Regions from separate parts of the Homo sapiens genome. Here region 2 is linked to region 1. A link is an interaction called in ENCODE POLR2A ChIA-PET data of the cell type or tissue named here. Cell type or tissue: Caco-2. All regions are shown on one strand. Links, peaks and the distances in the headings refer to the core of each region. The heading gives the core; the rest is flanking DNA. Region 1 overlaps EHD2 (EH domain containing 2). Region 2 overlaps ZNF541 (zinc finger protein 541).

Evidence for each region. ChIA-PET counts read pairs that join two places held together with the same protein. Peaks named below come from ENCODE experiments on the same cell type or tissue, not always from the same donor. Only the 100,000 strongest peaks of a DNase experiment are listed, where the experiment ranks them.
Region 2: POLR2A ChIA-PET joins it to region 1 with 11 read pairs; 5 of 35 experiments call an interaction of 5 or more read pairs at or near these places.

The regions. Positions count from the first base shown.
Region 1 is chr19:47,727,372-47,739,247 of GRCh38, forward strand. EHD2 (EH domain containing 2) reads left to right here. Exons shown (of 6, transcript NM_014601.4): 5 at 8,998-9,162. LOC124904733 (a long non-coding RNA gene) reads right to left here and starts at 2,140. Exons shown (of 2, transcript XR_007067279.1): 1 at 2,042-2,140; 2 at 1,553-1,750. RefSeq lists an enhancer at 7,543-8,043. In Caco-2, for the core only: no CTCF peak of the experiment used is centred there; a DNase peak (open chromatin) is centred at 7,920.
Region 2 is chr19:47,533,217-47,545,092 of GRCh38, forward strand. It overlaps ZNF541 (zinc finger protein 541), which reads right to left. Exons shown (of 17, transcript NM_001277075.3): 5 at 10,910-11,876; 6 at 7,677-7,735; 7 at 6,960-7,119; 8 at 6,489-6,662; 9 at 4,926-5,223. Among named protein-coding and RNA genes, the nearest start is that of NAPA, 24 kb to the left of the region's middle. In Caco-2, for the core only: a CTCF peak has its summit at 7,707; a DNase peak (open chromatin) is centred at 7,701.

The DNA of each region.
Region 1 (11,876 bases), core at 3,415-11,414:
TAGGCGTGAGCCACCGCGCCAGGCCCACAAGTATTTCTGGAATGCTTTCTGTACACATGGTGCTGGGGCTGGGGATGGAGGGAACAGACAAGGTTCCAGCCCTCCTGGGGCTCATCTTTTTTTAAATTTAATTAATTAATTTATTTATAAGCTAGTCAAATTTAGCAGTGGGGGTGGGGAGTTGCATGCCAACTTTACTGACACTAATAAGTTCTGATAACCAAGGCCAGGTGCGGTGGCTCACGCCTGTAATCCCAACACTTTTGGAGGATTGCTTGAGCCCAGGCATTGAAGACCAGCTTGGGCAACATAGTGAGACACCATTTCTATTAAAAAAAAAAAAAAAAGTTCTGATAACCCACTACCATTGGACCAGCCCCGGGGCTTATCTTTTGATGGAGGGAGACAGAATAAGTAAACAGACATAAAATAACAATGAAGGCTGGGTGCGGTGGCTCACGCCTGTAATCCCAACACTTTGGGAGGCCGAGGGGGGAGCAGATCACTTGAGGTCAGGAGTTCGAGACCAGCCTGGTCAAGATGGTGAAACTGCGTCTCTACTAAAAATACAAAAATTAGCCAGGTGTGGTGGCGGGCACCTGTAATCCCAGCTACTTGGGAGGCTGAGGCATGAGAATCACTTGAACCCGGGAGGCAGAGGTTGCAGTGAGCTGAGATTGTACCACTGCACTCCAGCCTAGGCGACAGAACGAGACTCTGTCTCAAAATAAAAAAAAAAAAAAAGATGAATTTATTACATCTTAGGCGCTTCACAGCACCCGTCTCCCATGACTCTTGTTTGATTGTGGCCACAGATTGTCCCCTTCTCTCACTCCTTTCCTCTGTCCTCATCTCCCATTCCCTTCCCAGCGTCCCCTGCACTTCACGCTGGTGGCCTCAGTCCTGTGCACTTGCTGCTCCCTCTTCCTGGAAACCTCTTCTGCCTTCTTCCCCCTCCCACCTGGCCATCCACAAGGCTCACTCCCTCCTCACCCCTTTCAAGACTCTGCTCAAATGCTCCCTTCTCAGGAAGGCTGTCCATGCCCTCCTTTGAATGAATATAACTTCCCCCATATGCGTCCTTCTTTACCCTAACCCTGTTGTCCTTTCCTTTCCTTTCTTCTCCTCTCCTCTCCTTTCTCTCTTTCTCTGTTTCTCTTTCTCTCTTTCTTTCTCTTTCTCTTTCTTTTTCTTTCTTTCTTTTTTTTTTTTTTTGAGACAGGGTCTCCCTCTGTTGCCCAGGCTGGAGTGCAGTGGTGCGATATCAGCTCACTGCAACCTCCACCTCCCGGGTTCAAGCGATTCTCCTGCCTCAGCCTCCTGAGTAGCTGGGGTTACAGGCGTGTGCCACCACACCCAGCTAATTTTTTGTATTTTTAGTGGAGACGGGGTTTCACCATATTGGTCAGGCTGGTCTCGAACTCCCGACCTCAGGTGATCCGCCCGCCTTGGCCTCCCAAAGTGCTGGGATTACAGGCGTAAGCCACCACACCCAGCCAATCAGGGCTCTTTGAATTCCTTCACTGATTTATCCCCAGTGCCCGGAACAGAATTGGTGCTCTGTAAATATTTATTGAATGAATGACATTGAACAAACAGTTGCATTGAACAAAATCTCCTCTATGCCTGGCCTGGTGTTGGGTGGTGCAGGAGACACAACAGTGACCACGATGGTTCCAGTCCTGTCCTGCTGGGGCTCCCAGTCCTAAATAATGAAGGCAGTTCCAGGGCTCAGTCCTCACTGGGGCTCCTGGAGAGGAGACAGATCCATCCCCAGGCACCGATGACCCAGTGTGGTCAGAGCTGGGGCGGGGTAGCTGGGGCAGGCAGAGAGGGCTTCTTTGGAGGAGAGGGCATCTGAGGGGAAATGTCAGTGTTGAACCCAGTGTAGACAGTGTGCTAACTCAATTAGAGGCTGAGGATGTGGCTGAGATCAGAGGTGGTGTGGGCTGTGTCCGGGAATCTGTGCTTTGTCCCTAGGGCACTGGGGAGCCATGAAAAAGTTCGGAGCAGGGAAAGGAGATAATTAGACTCAAGCTACCTTTTGGAGGGTGGATTCAAGGCAGGAGAGTCTAGGAGCCTGGAGACCAGGCAAAAGGCTTGGAGGTTCCTGGATCAGGACAGGCCTTGGGGAGGGAGAGGAGAAAGGAGAGCGCGGGTTTCAGAGCGATTTTGGATGTCAGATGGAACTTTCTCAGGGGGAGGCTGCCAGGGTGGAGGCGGGGCAGGAAGCTGGGCAGGCAGGGAGGCCAAGAAGGTTCTAGGGGGTGGAGGAGCCTGAGGTGTTGGTTTAAGGAGCAGCGAGAGTGGGTGAGTCAGAGCCCCCACCCCCACCCCAGGAATCCTCCTTCGGAGGGAGCGGCCCACTGTGGACCAGGCTGCCACTCCTGGAACCTTCGGAATTCACCTTGCGCTCCTCTGCCCAGGCGGCTCTGCAGTGTCTCTCTCTCTCTTTTTCTGTCTCTATGTCAGTCTCCTTTCTACCTCTCTCTCAGTCTCTTTCTTCTCCATTTTTACTTTTTCTTTTATTCTAACTCCCTTTCCTTTTCTTTCTCGCTCTGCCTCCTCCTGTCTCTCCATCTCTCCCCCGCTCCGCCGCCGCCCTCTCTCTGTCTTCCTCCTGGTCTTGCTTAGACTCCCCCAGGTTCGTTCCCGCGGGTCCCTTGGCGGGAGCTGGAGCACAAGGCCCAGGGACAGAGGGGTGGGTCCGGGCCAGACACCTGGTGCCCCCGCCGGGCTGGGGGCGGCTCCGGAAACCCAGACAAACCCCGGAGTCAGGGACCCAGCCCCGGCCCAGCCCGCCCTCTCACCTTATCTCTTCCTGGCACCTTCCCCTGCTTCCTCTCTGGAAAAGCCATCAGCGCCCTCCCGCCTACCCTCCTTTGGTCCCTACGGAGCCGCCCTTCGGCCCTGCCCCCTGGCTCCATTGGCCCGCTCTCACAGGCCCCGCCCCCAGCCCGGCCACACCCCTGCCCTGATTGGTCCTTCAGACCATTAGGCACTCCCTCCCCCTCTTCCTGCAGGTTCATCCATGGCTCCCCAGTGCCGTTCAGGACACAGGAGCATGGGATTTAGGGTCCGCTGTGACCAAGGCTCACTGCCCCTCCTTTGCCCCGTGTCGCACCCCCACCCCTGCTCCTCACATATGAGTCCGCCACACTTGGTCGTCACCAACAATAGCCATACTGTTAACCTCCCCTCATGCTCTCCTCCAAAGATACCAGGCCTTCCTGGACTCTCTGGGAGGAGGCATTCACCCTCCTCCCAGTGCCTCAGTTTCCCATCTGTACGATGGAGGGTGTGGACGAATCCTCTGGCTCTAAGTCCTTTGGCTGAAGTGATAGCTGTTAGAAGGGGAGATTTTATGATGCTGTGATACGTAAGGCCAAGATCTTGGGAGGGTCTGATTCTATAGACGCCAAGATGCCCTGAACCTTCAGACCACATTCTCTGCAGTGGCCCAGTGACATTCATTCAGCAGTTGCCGATCGCATGTGGTACTCCTCTAGGCTCTGGGGATACAGCAGGGAACACAGATAAATTCCTTTTCTCATAGAATTACTTTTTAGTGGGGAAGCAAACATTAAACAAATCAATGGTTATGAAGAAAAATGAAGCGGAGGAAAGAGGGGCTGGCGAGGGACTATTTTAGAGCGCTCTGAAGGAGAGGAAGGGGTAAGAGGAAGGGGTGAGCCGAGTGGCGATCGGGTGGAAGAGCAGTCCATGCAGTGAGAACAGCATGTGCAAAGGCCCTGGGGCAGCCATGCACTTGATGTGTTTGAACTGAGAGCCTAACGGGGCTGGAGACAGGGTGGTGGTGGAAGGTGGAAGAGATGAAGATTTAGAACCAGTCAGGGACCACCAACGTTCTCAGCAGTCTAAATTTGTGATTCTTTAAAAAAAAAAAAATATATATATATATATATATATACATATATATATAATTTTTTTTTTTTTAGATGGAGTCTCTCTCTATCACCCAGGCTGGAGAGCAGTGGCATGATCTCGGCTCACTGCAACCTCTGCCTCCCAGGTTAAAGTGATTCTTGTGCCTCAGCTTTCCGAGTAGCTGGGACTCCAGGCAGGTGCCACCACACCTGGCTAATTTTTGTATTTTTAGTAGAGATGGGTTCTCACCATGTTGGCCAGGCTGGTCTCGAACTCCTGACCTCAGGTGATCCGCTGGCCTCGGCCTCCCGAAGTGTTGGGATTACAGGCATGAGCCACTGTGCCTGGCCTAAAAGAATTTTTTAACTAGTCTTTTTTATTGAACATTTAAGACCATCTCATGGAAAGGCATTCATACTTTATCAGACATGATTCTCCCACACCTCACCCCACCAGCTCCCAGGGCCTCTTTTCTAGAGGCAACCCCCATAAGTAGTTTCTTGTGTGTCTTTCCAGATATACTGCATTTTTTTTTTTTTTTTTTTTGAGACGGAGTCTCGCTCTGTCGCCTAGGCTGGAGTGCAGTGGCATGATCTCGGCTCACTGCAAGCTCCGCCTCCCGGGTTCACGCCATTCTCCTGCCTCAGCCTCCCGAGTAGCTGGGACTACAGGTGCCTGCCACCACGCCTGGCTAATTTTTTGTATTTTTAGTAGAGGCGGGGTTTCACTGTGTTAGCCAGGATGGTCTCGATCTCCTGACCTCATGATCCGCCTGCCTCTGCCTCCCAAAGTGCTGGGATTACAGGCGTGATATACTGTAATCACGCCCGGCCAATATACTGCATTTTGTAAAAGCATTTATTTATTATTATTTTGTTTTGAGACTGAGTCTCACTCTGTCGCCCAGGCTGGTGCAATGGCACGGTCTCAGCTCACTGCAACCTCCACCTCCCAGGTTCAAGTGATTCTCCTGCCTCAGCTTCCCATGTAGCTTGGATTATAGGTGGGCACCATCAGCCCGGCTAATTTTTGTATTTTTAGTAGAGATAGCATTTCACCATGTTGTCCAGGCTGGTCTCTAACTCCTGACCTCAGGTGATCGACCCGCTTCAGCCTCCCAAAGTGCTGGGATTACAGGCGTGAGCCACCGCGCCTGGCCTATTTATTCATTTTTTTAGAGACAAAGGCTCGCTGTGTCGCCCAGACTGGAGTGCAGTGGCGACATCATAGCTCACTTCAGTCTCAAACCTCTGGGCTCAAGTGATCCTCCCTCCTCAGCCCCGGCAATTCACTGGGACTATAGGCGCGCGCCAGTACACCCAACTAGTTTTAAAATTTTTTTTTAGAGACCAAGTCTTGCTATGTTGCCCAGGCTGGTCTCGAACTTCTGGCCTCAAGTGATCCTCCCCCCTTGGCTTCCCAAAGTGCTGGGATTATAGGCATGAGCAATATTTAATTTGTGAGCTTCCTATAAAATATAGACATACCAATATTCATTATTCTGCTCTCCTTGTTTATTTTTCGATAATTTATAAGATTGTGGACCAGGTGTGGTGGCTCACACCTGTAATCCCAGCACTTTGGGGGACCAATGTGGGCGGATCATCTGAGATCAGGAGTTCAAGACCAGCCTGACCAACATGGAGAAATCCCATCTCTACTAAAAATATAAAATTAGCTGGGCATGGTGGTGCATGCCTGTGATCCCAGCTACTCAGGAGGCTGAGGCAGGAGAATCGCTTGAACCCAGGAGGCAGAGGTTGCAGTGAGACAAGATCGCACCACTGCACTCCAGCCTGGGCAACAGAGTGAAACCCCATCTCAAAAAAAAAATAAAAAATAAAAAATAAAAAGATTGTGTTTCAAAGGTTCTCAAGTTCATTGGTTTATTCCACAAATATTTCCTGAGTGTTTTCTGTACAGATTGTACTGGTGCTGGAGATGGAGGGAACAGACAAGTTTCCAGCCCTTCTGGGGCTCCTTTTTTTTTTTTTGAGACAGTGTCTTGCTCTGTCACCCAGGCTGGAGTGCAGTGGTATGATCATGGCTCACTGTAGCCTTGACCTCCCCGGCTTCAGTGATCCTCCCATCTCAGCCTCTTGAGAAGAGAAGATTAATAAATCAAGACATTAGGCCAGGCGCGGTGGTTCATGCCTATAATCTCAGCACTTTGGAAGACTGAGGCGGGCGGATCACAAGGTCAAGAGATCGAGACCATCCTGGCCAACATGGTGGAACCCAGTCTCTACTAAAAATACAAAAATTATCATGGTGGCGGGCGCCTGTAGTCCCAGCTACTTGGGAGGCTGAGGCAGGAGAATGGCGTGAACCCGGGAGGTGGAGCTTGCAGTGAGCCGAGATTGAGCCACTGCACTCCAGCCTGGGCGGCAGAGTGAGACTCTGTCTCAAAAAATAAATAAATAAATAAATAAATAAAGTCATTATTTGCACCACTGCACTCCAGTCTGGGTGACAGAGCAAGACTCTGTCTCAAAAAAAAAAAAAAAAAAAAAAAATCCACTGTCCATTTGGGAGAAAAAAAGAGTGAAGAAAGCAAAAAGCGAATAACGTCTTAGTATTGTTCTTAAAATAATTTTGACCACAGGAACCCCCGAAAGGATCTTGAGGACCCCTGGGTTTCCCTGGACCACACTTCGTGAATTGCTGCTGTAGGGCTTTGTCGGCTTCGGTAGAAATTTTGAACTTCAATAAGCAAATAGAGAGTTATGAGCAGCATCCCCTGGGCTCATGTTCCTTCCTGAAAAATGCCCTCTTGGGCCACTGCTGCATGGAGCAAGGGTTATTGGGGCAGGATGGGGAGCTGGGAGACCTGTCGGGCCACCTTGGGTGTCTCCCCAGGCAAGAGAGGATGACGCTCGAATGGACATGGTGGCCACTGAGGTGGAGAGAAATGAGAAGCAGGGGAGAGGCTGGGCGTAGTAGCGGGTGCCTGTAGTCCCAGCTACTCAGGAGGCTGAGGTGGGAGGATGGATTGAGCTGGGAAGGTGGAGGTTGCACTGAGCCGAGATTGTGCCACTGCACTCCAGCCTGGGGGACAGAGCCAGACCCTGTCTAAAAAAAGCAAAAAAGAAAAGGAAAGTAGGGGAGAGAGGGAGAGACATAGGAGGAGGCAAAAGGGACTCATTGATAGGTTGGATGTGGCTACTTAACAGGAGGAAGAATCAAATATCAAATCAATAATGATTTCAAGAGCTGGGTACCGTGGCTCCCGCCTGTAATCCAGCACTTTGGGAGGCTGAGGCAGGCAGATCATTTGAGGTCAGGAGTTTGAGACCAGCCTGGCCAACATGGTGAAAACCCCTCTCTACTAAAAATACAAAAATTAGTGGTGGCGGGCACCTGTAATCCCAGCTACTCGAGAGGTAGAGGCAGGAGGATTGCTTGAACCCAGGAAGTGGAGGTTGCAGTGAGCCAAGATCATGCCATTGCACTCCACCCTGGGCAACAGAGTGAGACTCCCTTTCAAAAAGAAAAAAAAAGTGATTTCTAGAGCCGGACGGGGTGGCTCCCGCCTGTCATCCCAGCACTTTGGGAGGCCGAGGCGGGTGGATCTCTTGAGGTCAGGGGTTCGAGACCAGTCTGGCCAACATGGTGAAAGCCAGTCTCTACTAAACATACAAAAATTGACCAGGCATGGTGGCACGTGCCTGTAATCCCAGCTACTCGGGAGGCCAGGGCAGGAGGATTGCTTGAACCCGGAGGTGGAGGTTGCAGTGAGACAAGGTTGCGCCACTGTCCTCCAGCCTGGGTGACAGAGTGAGTGAGACTCCGTCTCAAAATAAATAAATAAATAAAAATAAAATTTCTAGATTTCTGGCCTCAACTGGGAAGGCAGGGCTGGGGATGCCCTTTTCAGAGATGGGCACAGCTGAGGGCGACACAGCTCTGAGGGCTAGGCTCAAATTCCACTTAGGGCATCCTGGTATGGAGCTATCCAGGAATGTTGACAGGGCAATTAGCTCTGAGTCCTGAGCTGGAGGGAGAGGCTTAGGCTGGTATGCAGATTCGGGAGTGGACCTCTTGGAGGGGTGTTTAAAACTGGGAGGGACTCAGCTCACTTAGTTAGCAGAGAGGAGGAGCCCAGGGTGAGCCCCAGCAGGAGGAGGCCATGAGGCTCACAGTGTGGCACCTCCGCCTGCAGCACCTGTAACTTGTCAGAAATGCAAATTCCCATCTGGGCAGTGGCTCTTGCCTGTAATCCCAGCTACTTGAGAGGCTGAGGCGGGAGGATCCCTTGAGCCCAGGAATTTGAGGCTGCAGTAAGTTATGATCGCACCACTGCACTCCTGGCTGGGTGATAGAGCGAGACCCTGTCTCCAAAAAAAAAAGAAAAAAAAGCAGGCCAGGCGCGGTGGCTCATGCCTGTAATCCCAGCACTTTGGGAGGCCACGGCGGGTGGATCACCTGAGATTAGGAGTTCAAGACCAGCCTGGCCAACATGGAGAAACCCCGTTTCTATTAAAAATACAAAAAAATTAGCCGGGTGTGGTGGCGCATGCCTGTTAATCCCAACTACTTGGGAGGCTGAGGCAGAAGAATTGCTTGAACCCAGGAGTTGGAGGTTGCAGCGAGCTGATTGCACCACTGCACTCCAGCCTGGGCAACAGAGCGAGACTCTGTCTCGAAAAAAAAAAAGACTGGGCACGGTGGCTCACACCTGTAATCCCAGCACTTTGGGAGGCCAAGGTGGGCAGATCACGAGGTCAGGAGTTTGAGACCAGCCTGACCAGCATGGTGAAACCCCATCTTTACTAAAAATACAAAAATTAGCTGGGCATAGTGGCGCATGCCTGTAATCCCAGCTACTCAGGAGCCTGAGACAGGAGAATTGCTTGAAGCCGGGAGGCGGAGGTTGCAGTGAGCCGAGATTGTGCTACTGCACTCCAGCCTCGGTGACAGAGCGAGACTCCGTCTCAAAGAAAAAAAAAGAGAGAGAGAGAGAGAAAAAGAAATAAAAGAAATACAAATTCTCATGCCCCAGCCCAGACCAAGTAAATCAGAATCTCTGGGAGTGGGGCCTGCAGCCTGTGTTTTAACAAGCTCCCTGGTGGACCCTGATGCAGGCTGAGGTGAGAACCCTTCCCACAGGTTCACGCTTACATCATCAGCTACCTGAAGAAGGAGATGCCCTCTGTGTTTGGGAAGGAGAACAAGAAGAAGCAGCTGATCCTCAAACTGCCCGTCATCTTTGCGAAGATTCAGCTGGAACATCACATCTCCCCTGGGGACTTTCCTGATTGCCAGAAAATGCAGGTGGGAAGCTGCCCAGGAGGGAATGTTGGGGGTGGGTGATGGGAAGGTTGGTTTCTGGAAGCTCTGAGATGGGACCTCAAAAGCCAGAGGGATGGATGGCAGGTTCTGGAAAGCGCCTCCCTCAAATAGTTCCGTGGGAGCATGGTTTTATGAGTCAGGCTAGGGGAGTGAAGAGAAAACCCAAAATAACAGTGGCTAAATTAAGATAGAGAGTTTTTCTTTCTTTCCTCCATAAAAAGTCCCAGAAAGTGATCCAGGACTGGTTTGGTGCTTTACAGAGCCAGGGATCTAGTCCCCTTCTGTCTTATTTCTCTTCCATGCCTGGCCTCCAGGCCCAAGGAACTTCATGGTACAAAAGGGCTGTGAAGGCTCCAGCCATTGTGTCTGCGTTCCAGCCAGCAAGAAGTTGGGAAGGGGGCCAGGCATGGTGGCTCACGCCTGTAATCCCAGCACTTTGGGAGGCCGAGGCGGGCGGATCACGAGGTCAGCAGATCAAGACCATCCTGGCTAACACGGTGAAACCCCGTCTCTACTAAAAATACAAAAAATTAGCTGGGTGTGGTGGTGGGCGCCTGTAGTCCCAGCTACTCGGGAGGCTGAGGCAGGAGAATGGTGTGAACCCGGGAGGCGGAGCTTGCACTGAGCCAAGATAGCGCCACTTTACTCCGGCCTAGGCAAAAAGAGCGAGACTCCGTCTCAAAAAAAAAAAAAAAAAGAAAAGGAAGTTGGGAAGGGGAAGAAAAGAGTAGTCTCTTTAAGAACACTGTTTATTTTATTTTCATTTATTTATTTGAGACTTAAATATTTATATTTGTAAAATATAAATATTTAAAATATACACAGCTGGGTGCAGTGGCTCATGCCTGTAATCCCAGCACTGTGGGAGGCCAAGGCGGGTGGATCACCTGAGGTCAGGAGTTCGAGACCAGCCTGGCCAACATGGTGAAACCCCGTCTGTACTAAAAATACAAAAATTAGCTGGGCATGGTGTTGCGTGCCTGTAGTCCCAGCTACTGGGGAGGCCGAGGCAGGAGAATCCCTTGAACCCGGGAGGCAGAGGTTGCAGTGAGCTGAGATCACACCACTGCAATCCAGCCTGTGTGACCGAGTAAGATTCTGTCTCAATAAATAAATAAATAAAATAAAATATATACGTTTAAAAATTTATTTATATATTTTTTAGAGATTTATTTATATATTTTTCAGAGACTCTGTTGTCCAGGCTGGAGTGCAATGGGGTGATCATAGCTCACTGTGTACTTGAACTCCTGGGCTCAAAGGTCCTTCTGCCTAGCCTCTAGAGTAGCTGGGACTACAGGCACATGCCACCATGCCTGGCTAGCTTTTTTTTTTTTTTTTTTTTTTGAGACAGAGTCTCACTCTGTCACCCAGACCGAACTGCAGAGGCGTGATCTTGGCTCACTGCAACCTCTGCCTCCTGGGTTCAAGCAGTTATCTCACCTCAGCCTCCCAAGTAGCTGGGCCTGCAGGCATGTGCCACCACGTACAGATAATTTTTCATACTTTTAGTAGAGATGGGGTTTTGTCATGTTGGCCAGGCTGGTCTCGAACTCCTGGCCTCAAGTGATCCTCCTGCCTTGGCCTCCCAAAGTGCTGGGATTATAGGCAGGAGCCACCATGCCTGACCAAGAACACTTTCTAGAACAGAGCTGTCCAGCAGTACGTTCTACAATGATGGAAATGTTTCATTCTGCACTGTCCAGTATGGTAGCCACTAGCCACATTCAAATGGAATGTTAACGTGTATTTCTTTTTTCTTTTTTTTTGAGATGGAGTCTTGCTCTGTTGCCCAGGTTGGAATGCAGTGGCAAGATCTTGACTCACTACAACCTCTGCCTCCCGGGTTCAAGCAATTATCCTGCCTCAGCCTCCCAAGTAGCTGAGATTACAGGCATCCGCCACCACGCCCAGCTAATTTTGTATTTTTGGTAGAGATGGGGTTTCACCATGTTGTCCAGGCTGGTCTCAAACTCCTGACTTCAGGTGATCCTCCTGCCTTAGCCTCCCAAAGTGCTGGGATTGCAGGCATGAGCCACTGCGCCCGGCCTGTATTTCATTTTAATTAATGTAAATAAGCACATGTGGCTAGTGGCTGCCATACTGGACAGGCTAACAGTAGAAGCTGCACATGCAACCTGTGCTTGCCTCAGTGGACTTGAACTTAGTCATACTCTGGCTGCCAGGGAATCCAGGTTGCAACCTAGGATCCCCAACCCTTCAGAGTCGTGATCAGCTGGCCTCTCTGCCTTGGCTCAGGAAATTCACATAGGGCTGTGAAAGGAATCCATTTTCGCAGAGACTGTCCTGGTGCAGTCTGGGCCACTTAGAGTAGCCCGTGTGAGAAGCAGTGTGACGCCAAGTCCACCCCTACACCCCAAAGTGACTTCTTCGGTGGGGAGGGGGTGGTCCCAGGAACCCCTGATGATCTGATCATCTCAAATCTCACCTCCAAATTTGGCAGCCAGCCACTCAGTCCTTTCTGTGTGGTGTGGTAGCACTGTGACAGGAATTAAGCTTTCTTAACTTTCTTTTTTCTCTCCCCCCCTGCACACTTTTTTGTTTTGAGACAGGGTCTTGCTCTGTCACCCAGGCTGGAGTACAGTGTGGTGCTATCTTCGCTCACTGCAACCTCTGTCTCCTGGGGTTCAAGAGATTCTGTCTCAGCCTCCCAAAGTAGTTGGGACTGCAGGCGT
Region 2 (11,876 bases), core at 3,678-11,677, 190 kb before region 1:
AAAAAAGTAGCCGGGCGTGGTAGTGGGTGCCTGTAGTCCCAGCTGAGACAGAAGAATGGCGTGAACCCAGGAGGCGGAGCTTGCGGTGAGCCGAGATCGCGCCACTGCACTCCAGCCTGGGCGACAGAGCGAGACTCCATCTCAAAAAAAAAAAAAAAAAAAAAAAAAAAAAAAAAAAAATCCCATGGGAAAGGGCAGCACTTCAGAAAAGGTAGAGGAAGGAACTCTAACAAATTAACTCATGACAAGTATACGTATATATAAAAACAGCACACTAAAGTCTCTGGAAATTGTCCTAAGGTCATTCAGCACTTGGAGAAATATTCATTAAAAAAAATCAACTAGGCCGGGTGGGGTGGCTCACGCCTGTAATCCCAGCACTTTGGGACACTGAGGTGGGCGGATCACTTGAGGTCAGGAGTTCAAGACCAGCCTGGCCAACATGGCAAAACCCCATCTCTACTGAAAATACAAAAATTGGCTGGGCGTGGTGGAATGTGCCTGTAATCCCAGCTACTTGGGAGGCTGAGGCAGGAATCACTTGAACCTGGGAGGCAGAGTGAGCCGAGACTGTGCCACTGTGCTCCAGCCTGGGCAACAGAGTGAGATTCCATCTCAAAAAAATAAAAAATAAAAAATAATCAACTGAATATTGGTAAGAACAAGAGGCTGTTGCATCTGAGCTGTGACCTGCTCCCTTACCCAGCCAGCTCCCAGCTCCAAGGGTTCTATTCCAGGTAGGTGCAGCCCAGACAGGGGCTGCCTCTCCTGTCAGCTCCCATGCTTAAAGAATTAAAGGAAGGTATAATGACAATTTCTCATCATAGACAGAATATCATTAAGAGGTAGAAATTATTAAAAAGAGAGAACCAAATGGGAATTCTGGGGTTAGAAAGTAAAATATTGGCAAGTGAAGCTGTTGAGGAAAATAATAAAATAACCAAAATGGGGCTCAATAGGTTTGAGTTGACAGGAAGAAAATAATCTGTAAACTTGAAGACAGATCAGTAGAGACTATGGAATCCGAAGAACAAAGAGAAAAATAAAGAGAGCCTCAGAGAAATGTGGGATACCATTAAGTACAGCAGCTACATGTAACAGGAGTACCAGATGGAAAGGAGAAAGAGACAGAAAGAAATATCTAAAGAAAAAGGCCTGATGCAGTGGCTCACGCCTGTAATCCCAGCACTTTGGGAGGCCGAGGCGGGCGGATCACCTGAAGTCAGGAGTTCAAGACCAGCCTGGCTAACATAACAAAACCCCGTCTCTACTAAAAATACAAAAATTAGCCTGGTGTGGTGGTGTACCCCTGTAATCCCAGCTACTCGGGAGGCTGAAGTGGGAGGCTAACTTGGGAGTTAGAGGCTGCAGTGAGCCGAGATCATGCCACTGCACTCCAGCTGGGGTGACACAGCAAGACTCTGTCTCAAAAAAAAACCCCTCCAAACCACCCCCCCAAAACAAAAAAACAAAAGTTAAAAGCTACAGTAATCAAAACAGTGTGATACTGGCATAAGGATAAGTATACAGATCAATAGAATTGAACACCCAGAAATACACCCACACGTTTATGGTCAATTGATTTCTAACAATGAATTGTGCTGAGTCAATTCAATGGGAAGTCTTCAAAAAATGCTGCTGGAAGAACTGCATATACACATGCAAAAAAATGAATTTGGACCTTTACCTCATGTAATATATAAAAGTTATCTTCAAATTGATTACAGACCTAACCTAAGAGTCAAAATTACAAAGCTCTTTTTTTTTTTTTTCTGTTGCCCAGGCTGGAGTGCAGTGGTGCCATCCTGGCTCACTGCAACCTCCGCCTCCTGGGTTCAAGCGATTCTCTGTCTCAGCCTCCTGAGTAGCTGGGATTACAGTGCCTGCCACCACACCCGGCTAATTCTTTTGTATTTTTAGTAGAGACGGGATTTCACCATGTTGGCCAGGCTGGTCTTGAGCTCCTGACCTCGTGATCCGCCTGCCTCGGCTTCCCAAAGTGCTGGCATTACAGGCGTGAGCCACCGCACCTGGACCAAAATTACAAAACTCTTACAGGGAAACAAGAGTGACTCTGCATGACTTGGGTCAGGCAAATCTTCACATATAACACCACAAGAACAAGTAACAAAAGAAAGGAAATTGGGCTTCATGAAAATTAGAAATGTTTGTCCTGCAAAAGGACCACTTTACACCTACTAGGATGGTTATACTTAAAAAGATAGACAATAACAAGTGTTGACAAGAAGGAGGAGAAATGAAAATGTTCATATACTGCTACTGGAAATTTAAAGTGGCCCAGCCATTTTGGAAAACAATCCGGCAGTTTGTAAACAGTTAAATATGGAGTTACCATATGACCCAGCACTACACTCCTAGTTATCTACCCAAGAGAGCTGAGAACATAAATCCACACAAAAACCTGTACATAAGGCTGGGTGTGGTGGCTCAGGCCTCTAATCCCAGCACTTTGGAAGGCCAATGCAGGAGGACTGTTTCACCCCAGAGTTGTTTTTTTTTTTTTGAGACCAAATTTAGCTCTTTCGCCCAGGCTAAAGTGAAATGGCATGGTCTCGGCTTACTGCAACCTCCGCTGCCGAGACCAGCTCGGTCGGGGAGACCCTAACCCAGCGGCGCTAGAGGAATTAAAGACACACACAGAAATATAGAGGAGTGGAGTGGGAAATCAGGGGTCTCACAGCTTTCAGAGCTAAGAGCCCTGAACAGAGATTTACCCACATATTTATTGACAGCAAGCCAGTGATAAGCATTGTTTCTATAGATTATAGATCAATTAAAAGTATTCCTTACAGGAAACAAAGGGATGGGCCAAAATATAGGGATATGTCTGGCTAGTTATCTGCAGCAGGTGCATGTCCTTAAGGCACAGATCGCTCATGCTATTGTTTGTGGTTTAAGAACGCCTTTAAGCAGTTTTCTGCCCTGGGTCGGCCAGGTGTTCCTTGCCCTCATTCCGGTAAATCCACAACCTTCCAGCGTGGGTGTCATGGCCATTATGAACATGTCACAGTGCTGCAGAGATTTTGTTTATGGCCAGTTTTGGGGCCAGTTTATGGCCAGATTTTGGGGGGCCTGTTCCCAACACTGCACCCTCAGTTCAAGCGATTCTCCTGCCTCAGCCTCCTGAGTGGCCAGGATTATAGGCACCCGCCACCATGCTCGTCTAATTTTTATATTTTTAGTAGAGACGAGGTTTTGCCATGTTGGCCAGCCTGGTCTTGAACTCCTGACCTTAGGTGATCCACCCGCCCCAGCCTCCCAAAGTGCTAGGATTACAGGCATGAGCCACCATGCCTGGCCCACCTCAGAGTTTGAGACCAGTCTGGGCAACATGGCAAGACCCCCCTCCCTACATAAAAACAATTACAAAAAATTAGCCAGGCATGGGGGTGCATGCCTGTAGGCCCAGCTACTCTGGGCCGAAGCAGAAGGATCAGTTGAGCCCAGGAGGTTGAAGCTGCAGTGAGCTGTGATCATACAACTGCACTCCAGCCTGGGTGACAAGAGTGAGACCTTGTCTCCCAAAAAAACCCCAAAAATTTCTATATGAATGTTTATGGCAGCATTATTCATAATAGCCCAAAGTGGAAACAACCCAAATGTCCATCAACTGATAAATAAACAAAATGGGGCCCATCTGTACAAGGGAAAAATGTTCGGCCATAAAAAGGAATTGAGCACTGATATGCACTACAATATGAAGGGACTCTGAAAACATGCCAAGTGAAATAAACTAGACACAAAAGGCTGCATATTGTATGATTCTACTTACATGAAATGTCCTGAATAGGCAAATCCAAAGAGAGAAGGCAGATGAGTGGGTGCCCAGGCTGGGGGAAGAAGGGACTGTGGGGATATGGGCGGAGTCACTGCTAATGAGCTCTGGCTTCTTCTGGGGATGCTAAGCGTGCTCTAAAATTAAGACTATGTGATAGTTGCACGGCCTTGTGAATATCCTAAAAATCACTGCATACTCTAAATGGGTGATTTGCATGGTATGTGAAGTACAGCTCAATAAATCTGTTAGGAAAATTACATAGGCCAGGCCAGGCACAGTGGCTCACACCTGTAATCCCAGCACTTTGGGAGGCTGAGGAGGGTGGATCACTGGAAGTCAGGAGCTCGAGACCAGCCTGGCCAACATGGTGAAATCCCATCTCTACTAAAAATACAAAAATTAGCCAGGCATGATGGCGCACGCCTGTAGTCCCAGCTACTTGGGAGGCTGAGGCAGGAGAACTGCTTGAACTTGGGAGTTGGAGGTTTCAGTCAGCCAAGATCACGCCACTGCACTCTGGCCTGGGTGATAGAGTGATACTCTGTCTCAAAAAAAAAAAAAAAAAAAAGGAAATGACACAGACTGGACAGGGTGGCTCACACATTTAATGCCAGTACTTTGGGAGGTCAAGGCAGCAAAATCACAAGTCCAGGAGCTCGAGACCAGCCTGGACAACATAGCAAGACCCCATCTCTAAGAAAAATAAAAAATTAGCCAGGTGTGGTGATGCGCACCTGTAGTCCCAACTATTTGGGAGTCTGAGGCTGGAGGATCTCTTGAGACCAGGAGATCGAGGCTGCAGTGAGCTGTGATCAAGCCACTGCACTCCAGCCTGGGTGACAGAGCAAGACCCTGCCTCAAAAAAGAAAAAGAAAATGACACAGAAGGGCAGGCAGAAGCATGGTCAGGCTAAATGGCCTCTACGTTTTCTTTCGGGCTGTAAAATTCTATGCACTAGAAGGCACTTAGATCAGTCCTGGGGCACATCTGAATAGCAAAGGAACCCTCAGACTAGGTACACCCAGGCAGGAGACAATCACTGAACCCAATGCTACAAGGTAGAGTGGCTGTGGTCCGCAGGCAATCCACCCTGGGATCACAGAGTGAGTGCCCCAGCCTCACTCACCGAGCATGGAGCTGATGAGCTGGTCAGGGCTGGCCTGAGTGGACGTGGAACAGAGGGTGTTGAAGTACACCCCAGAGCCCTCCCGGATGGGGCTGAGCATTGGGGGTGGTGTGTAGGGGGAGCACTGGAATAAGCCCTTCAGGAGGCAGTCCACCAGGAACATGGGTGACCGCAGGCGGCTCTGGTGGCATCCTGCAGGGCCAGGCTCCCCAGCCGTGGAGGGTGGGGGCCGCTTCTTCCGCTTTCTCTGCTGGCTGCTCTCCTTGCTGTCTCGCTCCTCCCCGTCTTTCTCTTGTCCCTGAAGAAGTTTAGAACCACAGGTGGTCGCCTGAAGCCACCTACTGCACCACTCCATCTCCAGGATGGAAAGAGAGCAGGAAAAGGAGACCGGCCAGAGACAGGAAACTAGGAAATGCACGCCCGGCAAAGGAGGCTGGCCACACCTGAGCCAGACCTGACGTACTGAGCCTGGCGATGATCCGGCTGCAGCCTTCTCCTGCACCCACTGCCCCAGCAGAGCCCCTGACTCTGTGTAAGAATAGCCTCAATCATTAAGATGACTGGCCCTTAAAAAGAGAGAGATCCCCAGAGATACAGTGTGACGGTGAAGAAAGAAATGCTGCTCCACCCAAATGACAAGCACCGAAATGACCCAGCCACTGACTCAGGGGACCTTCAGGTCCACGGACTGTGTCCCCGAGTCCAGCAGGAGCTTCTTCAGTAGGGGGTCCTCCAGTACAGGCTGCAGAGACAAGCCCTACGAGACTGATCACTCGTAACTCACCATGCTCTCTCTCACTTCCACAAAATCTCCTCTCCGCTCTGCCAGCCCTACTCCTCCTCATCCTCTAGGTCTCAGATCCCATACCTCCTCCTCCAGGAAGCCCTCCCTTACCTCCTCAGGCTGGGTCAGGAGCCCCCTGGGAACTCTCTGGGCTCCCTCTGCTCCCAGCTCTGCCCACTCTGGGTTGTCACTGTCTGGGGACAGGCCTGTCTCCTCCACTGGACTAGGAGCCCTGGGAGGCAGGGCCCAGGCTATTGTGGTCACCTCTGTGTCCCCAGCACCACCCAGCACAGGGCCTGGCACAGAGGGGCTCAGTGAATGCTGAATGACTGAATTAACATGCAAACCAGGTTCTTCTGGATCAAGATTTTCTTTTTTTTTTTTTTTTTTTTGAGACAGAGTCTCACTCTGTTACCCAGGCTAGAGTGCAGTGTTGTGATCTCAGCTCACTGCAACCTCTCCTTCCTGGGTTCAAGTGATTCTCGGGCCTCAGCCTCCCGAGTAGCTGGGTTTACAGGTGCCTGCCACCATGCCCAGCTAATTTTTTTGTATTTTTAGTAGACACAGGGTTTCACCATGTTGCCCAGGCTGGTCTCGAATACCTGAGCTCAGGCAATCCACCCGCCTCAGCCTCCCAAAGTGCTGGGATTACAGGCATGAGCCACCACATCCAGCCTGGAGTCAAAGATTTTCTGTGGTATCTGGTTTGGGTTTTTCCTACGGCTTCCCCCAGCAGCTGCGGGCAGTGGCAGGAAGGAGGCAGGCCGACAAGCACCCACCATGGCCATGCTCCCTATGTGTCGGGTCACTGGAACCACGGGGATCGATTGGGGGACCACCAAAGGGGCTGCAGCTGTGGGGTCCAAGGGCTTCTTGGTTCCTGGGGGACTATGCCTGTCCCCTTCTGGCCTCAGCACCTGTCTTAGCGGCTTGCAAAACTCTGTGCCAAACACCTAAACACAGAAGAGAAGAGATGGCTCTTTAAGAGATAAGGTAGGTGGGGAAAGGAAGAGCTGCTTCAGCAAAAAAAGCTGTCATAGAAAACAGCAGTGAGTCTGTGGCATGGACCAAGCTGGAGAGCTGCTGCAGCCCATGGCAATGGCCTGCCCCTGGAGAGCCACACAGCCTGACTCCAGCCCCCGACCCAGAGTGACGTCCCCATCCTGAGATAAGTGACACCAATCTCGTTTACTCCCCACAGGCCTGCCAGAAACCCAGTAACCACCAAGCCACTGGTCGTCCCCCTTCACCTGCGGTTCCTGCTTCCCTCGAGGTGACGGCCACTGGTCGCTGTGAAAACACATGTGGCTGCTCAGCCCTTTCTCCGTATAAAACATCTGGCTGCAGTTCTTGCAGACAAAAGTGCTCCTGGGCTTCGTCCAGTCTGTGGGACTGCCGTTTTGCTGGTTACTGTGGGACATGGCAGGAAAGAAGAGTGGGAGATTAGGACTCTGTCCTTGATCACTGATTTTTTGTTGTTTTTTTTTCTTTTTTGTCTATAACTCCAATCCACTGACTTTTTTTTTTTTTTGGAGATGGAGTCTCACTCTGTTGCCCAGACTGGAGTGCGGTGGCACCATCTCGGCTCACTGTAACCTCCACCTCCTGGGTTCAAGTGATTTTCGTGCCTCAGCCTCCCAAGTAGCTAAGATTACAGGTGTGTGCCAATATACGTGGCTAATTTTTATATTTCTAGTAGAGACAGAGTTTCACCATGTTGGCCAGGCTGGTCTCGAATTCCTGACCTCAAATGATCCCCCTGCCTCAGCCTCCTGAAGTGCTGGGATTACAGGCGTGAGCCACCGCGTCCAGCCTGACTACTCTTGATAAACCCTATAAAATGGAGGCTGTACCCTAATCCCATTAGGACTGAAAGCATCCTCCCCACTCACTTGTCCAGGGCCGGCACAGGAAGGCCAGAGGACTCCTGCCAGGGTGCATGCAGGATCGGGGGCTTCTTAACTTACCCTCTGCCTGCCACATTCTCTTCCTTCACCGGATGGGGGAGCCTGTAGATGTTTCCACCCTGAAGATGAAAATGCATCTGAACCAACACATCCAAAATGAAGAGGCAAGAAGAGCTCAAATTACAGACTTTTAGAAGAAAACATCAGAGTAAATCTTCATGACCTTGGATTAGACAGTGGTTTCTTAGATAAGACACCAAAGCAAAACAGACAAATTAGACTTCATCAAAATGTAAAACTTTTAGCCAGGCGTGGTGGCTCATGCCTGTGATCCCAGGACTTTGGGAGGCCGAGGTGGGAGGATTGCTTCAGCCCAGGAGTTTGAGACCAGCCTGGGCAACATGGCAAAACCCCATCTCTACAAAAAATACAAAAATTGGCCTGGCATACTGGCATGGGCCTGAGGTCCCAGCGACTCAGGAGGCTGAGGTGGGAGAATCACTTGAGCCAGGAGTTCAAGGTTGCAGTGAGCCATGATCGTACAACTTCACTCCAGCCTGAGTGACAGTGAGACCCTGTCTCAAAAAAAAATAAAAAATAAAAAATAAAAACTTTTGTCCTGCAAATGGTATCATAAATAAAGTGAAAAGACAGACCACAAAATGAAAGAATATTTGCAAGTCATGTGTCAGATAAGGGTCTTGCATCCAGAATATATAGAGAACTCAAAAAATAGTAATCTGATTTTAAAAAATAAGCAAAGGACCTGAACAGACATTTCTTCTAGAAAGATACACAGATGGCCAATAAGAACACAGAAAGGTGTTCAACGTCAGCAGCCACGGGGAAATACAAATCAAAACCACAATGAGATACTGCTTCACACCCGCCAGGGTAGTTATAATTTAAACAAACCACGGACAATAACAAGTGTTAGTGAGGACATGGAGAATGTGGAGCCCTCATACACTGTGGGTGGGAAGAGGAAACAAGCAAAACAGCCTAGTAGTTCCTCAGACCTAAAACAGAACTGCTGTACGACCTGGCGATTCTACTCCTAGAACATAAATCCCCATAAAAATTTGTACATGGGTGAATATTCACAGCAGCACCATATTCAAAATAGCCAAAAAGTGGAAACAACCCAAATGTCCATCCACTGATGAACAGACAAATAAAACGCGGCCTTATCCATCCAACAGAGGATCACTCAGTCATGGAAAGGAATGCAGCTCTGCCGTTTGCCACCCCACGGATGAGCCTGGAAAACGTCATGCTGAGTGAAGGAAGCCAGATACGAATGCCACAGAGTGCATGATTCCACTCATATGCAATGTCCAGAACAGACACATCCACAGAGACAGAAAGGAGACTCGTGGCTGCCAGGCCCTGGGGGGAGGGCGAGATTGTGGGTGACAACTAAGAAATGTGGGGTTCCTTTTGGGGAGATGAAACTGTTCTGGCAAAGAGTGGGGATGGTTGCACGATCTTGTGAATATACTACAAATTACCCAACGCTACACTTTAAAATGGTGTATTCAGGCCAGGCACCATGACTCATGCCTGTAATCTCAGCACTTTGGGAGGCCGAGGCAAGCACATCACCTGAGGTCAGGAAAGACCAGCCTGGCCAACACAGTGACACCCTGGCTCTACTAAAAATACAAAAATTAGCTGGGCATGGTGATGTGTGCCTGTAATCCCAGCTACTTGGAAGGCCCAGGCAGGAGAATTGCTTGAACTTGGGAGGCAGAGGCTGCAGTAAGCCAAGATTGCACCACTATACTCCAGCCTGGGCAACAGAGTGAGAGACTCCGTCTCAAAAATAAATTTGGCCAGGCACAGTGGCTCACACCTGCAATCTCAGCACTTTGGGAGGCTGAGGCGGGTGGATCACGAGGTCAGGAGTTCAAGACCAGCCTGGCCAAGATGGTGAAACCTCGTCTCTACTAAACACACAAAAATTAGCCAGATGTGGTGGCGCATGCCTGTAATCCCAGCTACTCGGAGGCTGAGGCAGAGAACTGCTTGAACCCAGGAGGCGGAGGTTGCAATGAGCTGAGATAGCACCACTGCATTCCAGCCTGGGCGACAGAGTGAGACTCCATCATAAATAAATAAATAAAATAAATTTAAAAAATAAAATAAAGTGGTGGATTTGGCTGGGCATGGTGGCTCATGCCTGTAATCCCAACACTTTAGGAGGCCGAGATGAGAGGATTGCTTGAGCCCAGGGGTTCAAGACCAGGCTGGGCAACATAGCGAGACCCCCTCCATCTCTAAAAAATATATAAAAAATAAAATGGTGCATTATTTGGCACCTGAATAATAAAGATGTTAACAAAACAAAAATGAGGTAGCTGTGGTATGATGGGAAGCTACTCATCCTCCTGAGTAGCTGGGACCACAGGCGTGCACCACCATGCCCAACTAATTTTTTTTAAATTTTGGTAGAGACAGGGTTTCGCCATGTTGCCCAGGTTGGACATGGAGTCAGGAGACCTGGATGAGCTCTTTGGACCAGGCCCTCCAAACACAACATCTGGAGGAACCAGTGAATAATTATCAATGTGCTTAAGTGTGGGGCACGATGCAGGTGCCCACTTGTGCTTGTGGAAACCAAGACTCACAATCAGAAAACACATGGCCATTTCAAGCAGGAATCTTTAAAGGAAAGAGAGCATCTACCTTCATATCCTCTGAAGATTCTAAAAAGGCAAATCCAAAGGGAAACAAGAGAAAAAAAAAAGCAAAAAAGGCTTTGTGAGATAACAGTGTTTTGAACAACTCTGGGATATCCTCATGTTGATCTTTTTTTTTTTTTTTAAGACAGGGTCTTGCTCTGTTGCCCAGGCTGGAGTGCAGAGACACAATCTCAGCTCACTGAAACCTCCATCTTCCAGGTTCAAGCGATTCTCCCCCACCTCAGCCTCTCGAGTAGCTGGGACCACAGGCGTGTGCCACCACGCCCAGCTACTTTTTTAAAATTTTGGTAGAGACTGGGTTTCGCCATGTTGCCTAGGCTGATCTCGAACTCCTGAGCTCAAGCAGTCTCCCCACTTCAGCCTCCCATCCCAAAGGGCTGGGATTACAGGCATAAGCCACCTCACCTGGCCTCATTCTGGTCTTTTTTTTTTTAGTGGGGAAAACCACAATCTTTCGGAACCTTAATTCCTTCCTCTGTAAAATTGCATCTGGGGACTCTCTGAAATGAAATAAAATGCCTGGACAACTAACAAATGCAAAGGAAACTCACTCCACTCTGGTCAGGCCACGTGAGAGAGAGCTGGTACCTGGATTCTGCTGAATATTGTCAGCTTGGACTTGGAGGGATCTGCCGGGGGCCCGGCCGATGAGAAGGAGGCCATGGCTACCTGGCTCGGAGAAGCCGCACAGCACATATCCATCTTCGCCTTCTCTTTCCGGAAGCCGGAGAATCGCGGGGCCCTGGGGTTGCCCAAGAGCCGGTAGCCTCCACCCCGGGAGCAGGCTGGGCCCTTTTCACCTTTTGTGATCCTTGAAGCCGCGCCATTCTCGGCTGGGGCCTGCTTCCCTGGCAGCGAGGCTCCTGGTGGCTCCTCCCCACCTAACTGGGTCTGCCGTTGGCCTGTGGAGGGGAAGATGTCCTCCAGGTCCAAGGTCCCTTTAGAGGATCGCAGCTGCTTGGCCAGAGAAGAGATGTCTGGATTCCTGGAAGGGTCCAGAGACGGTGCTGCAAGGGGCGTTGGAACCGCGGCCACTTTCAGTCCCCCCTTTGCGTCTCGTCTCGTGCTGCCGGGGGAGGCCTCTCTGGGAACCCCGGGTGTGGTTTTTCTCCTGCGGGCTGGGGAGCCCTCTGCCTCGGGGTTTCCAGGGCCGGCGTGGAGAGAGTCCACAGCAGGAGCCAGTGGTGGGGGCTGCTGCGGCCACGGCCCCTGCAGCGGCCTCAGGGCGGCTGGTTTGCCCTCGGGCGCAGGGAGCTGGGAGGAGACTGCTGCCACCTGGGCATGGGAGAAGATCCGCTGGGACTTGGTGATCATCTGGAACACCTGCATCTGCTCGTGGCTCACAAGAGGTTCCTGCGACTTGAGGAAGAGCTGGCGGAAGAGCGGCGAGGCATCCGCAGGGAGCCCGCCTGCCTTCTGGGCCTCCTGGAGGCCGGGCTCCCCGGGGTTCTGGCACAGGAAGGAGTCGCAGTCGACCTTGACCTTCTTGGGGGCGCAGGGGTCATCTTCCCCGCTGGCCGACCTGGGGTCGCTCGGGGCCTCCGCGGGGACCCTG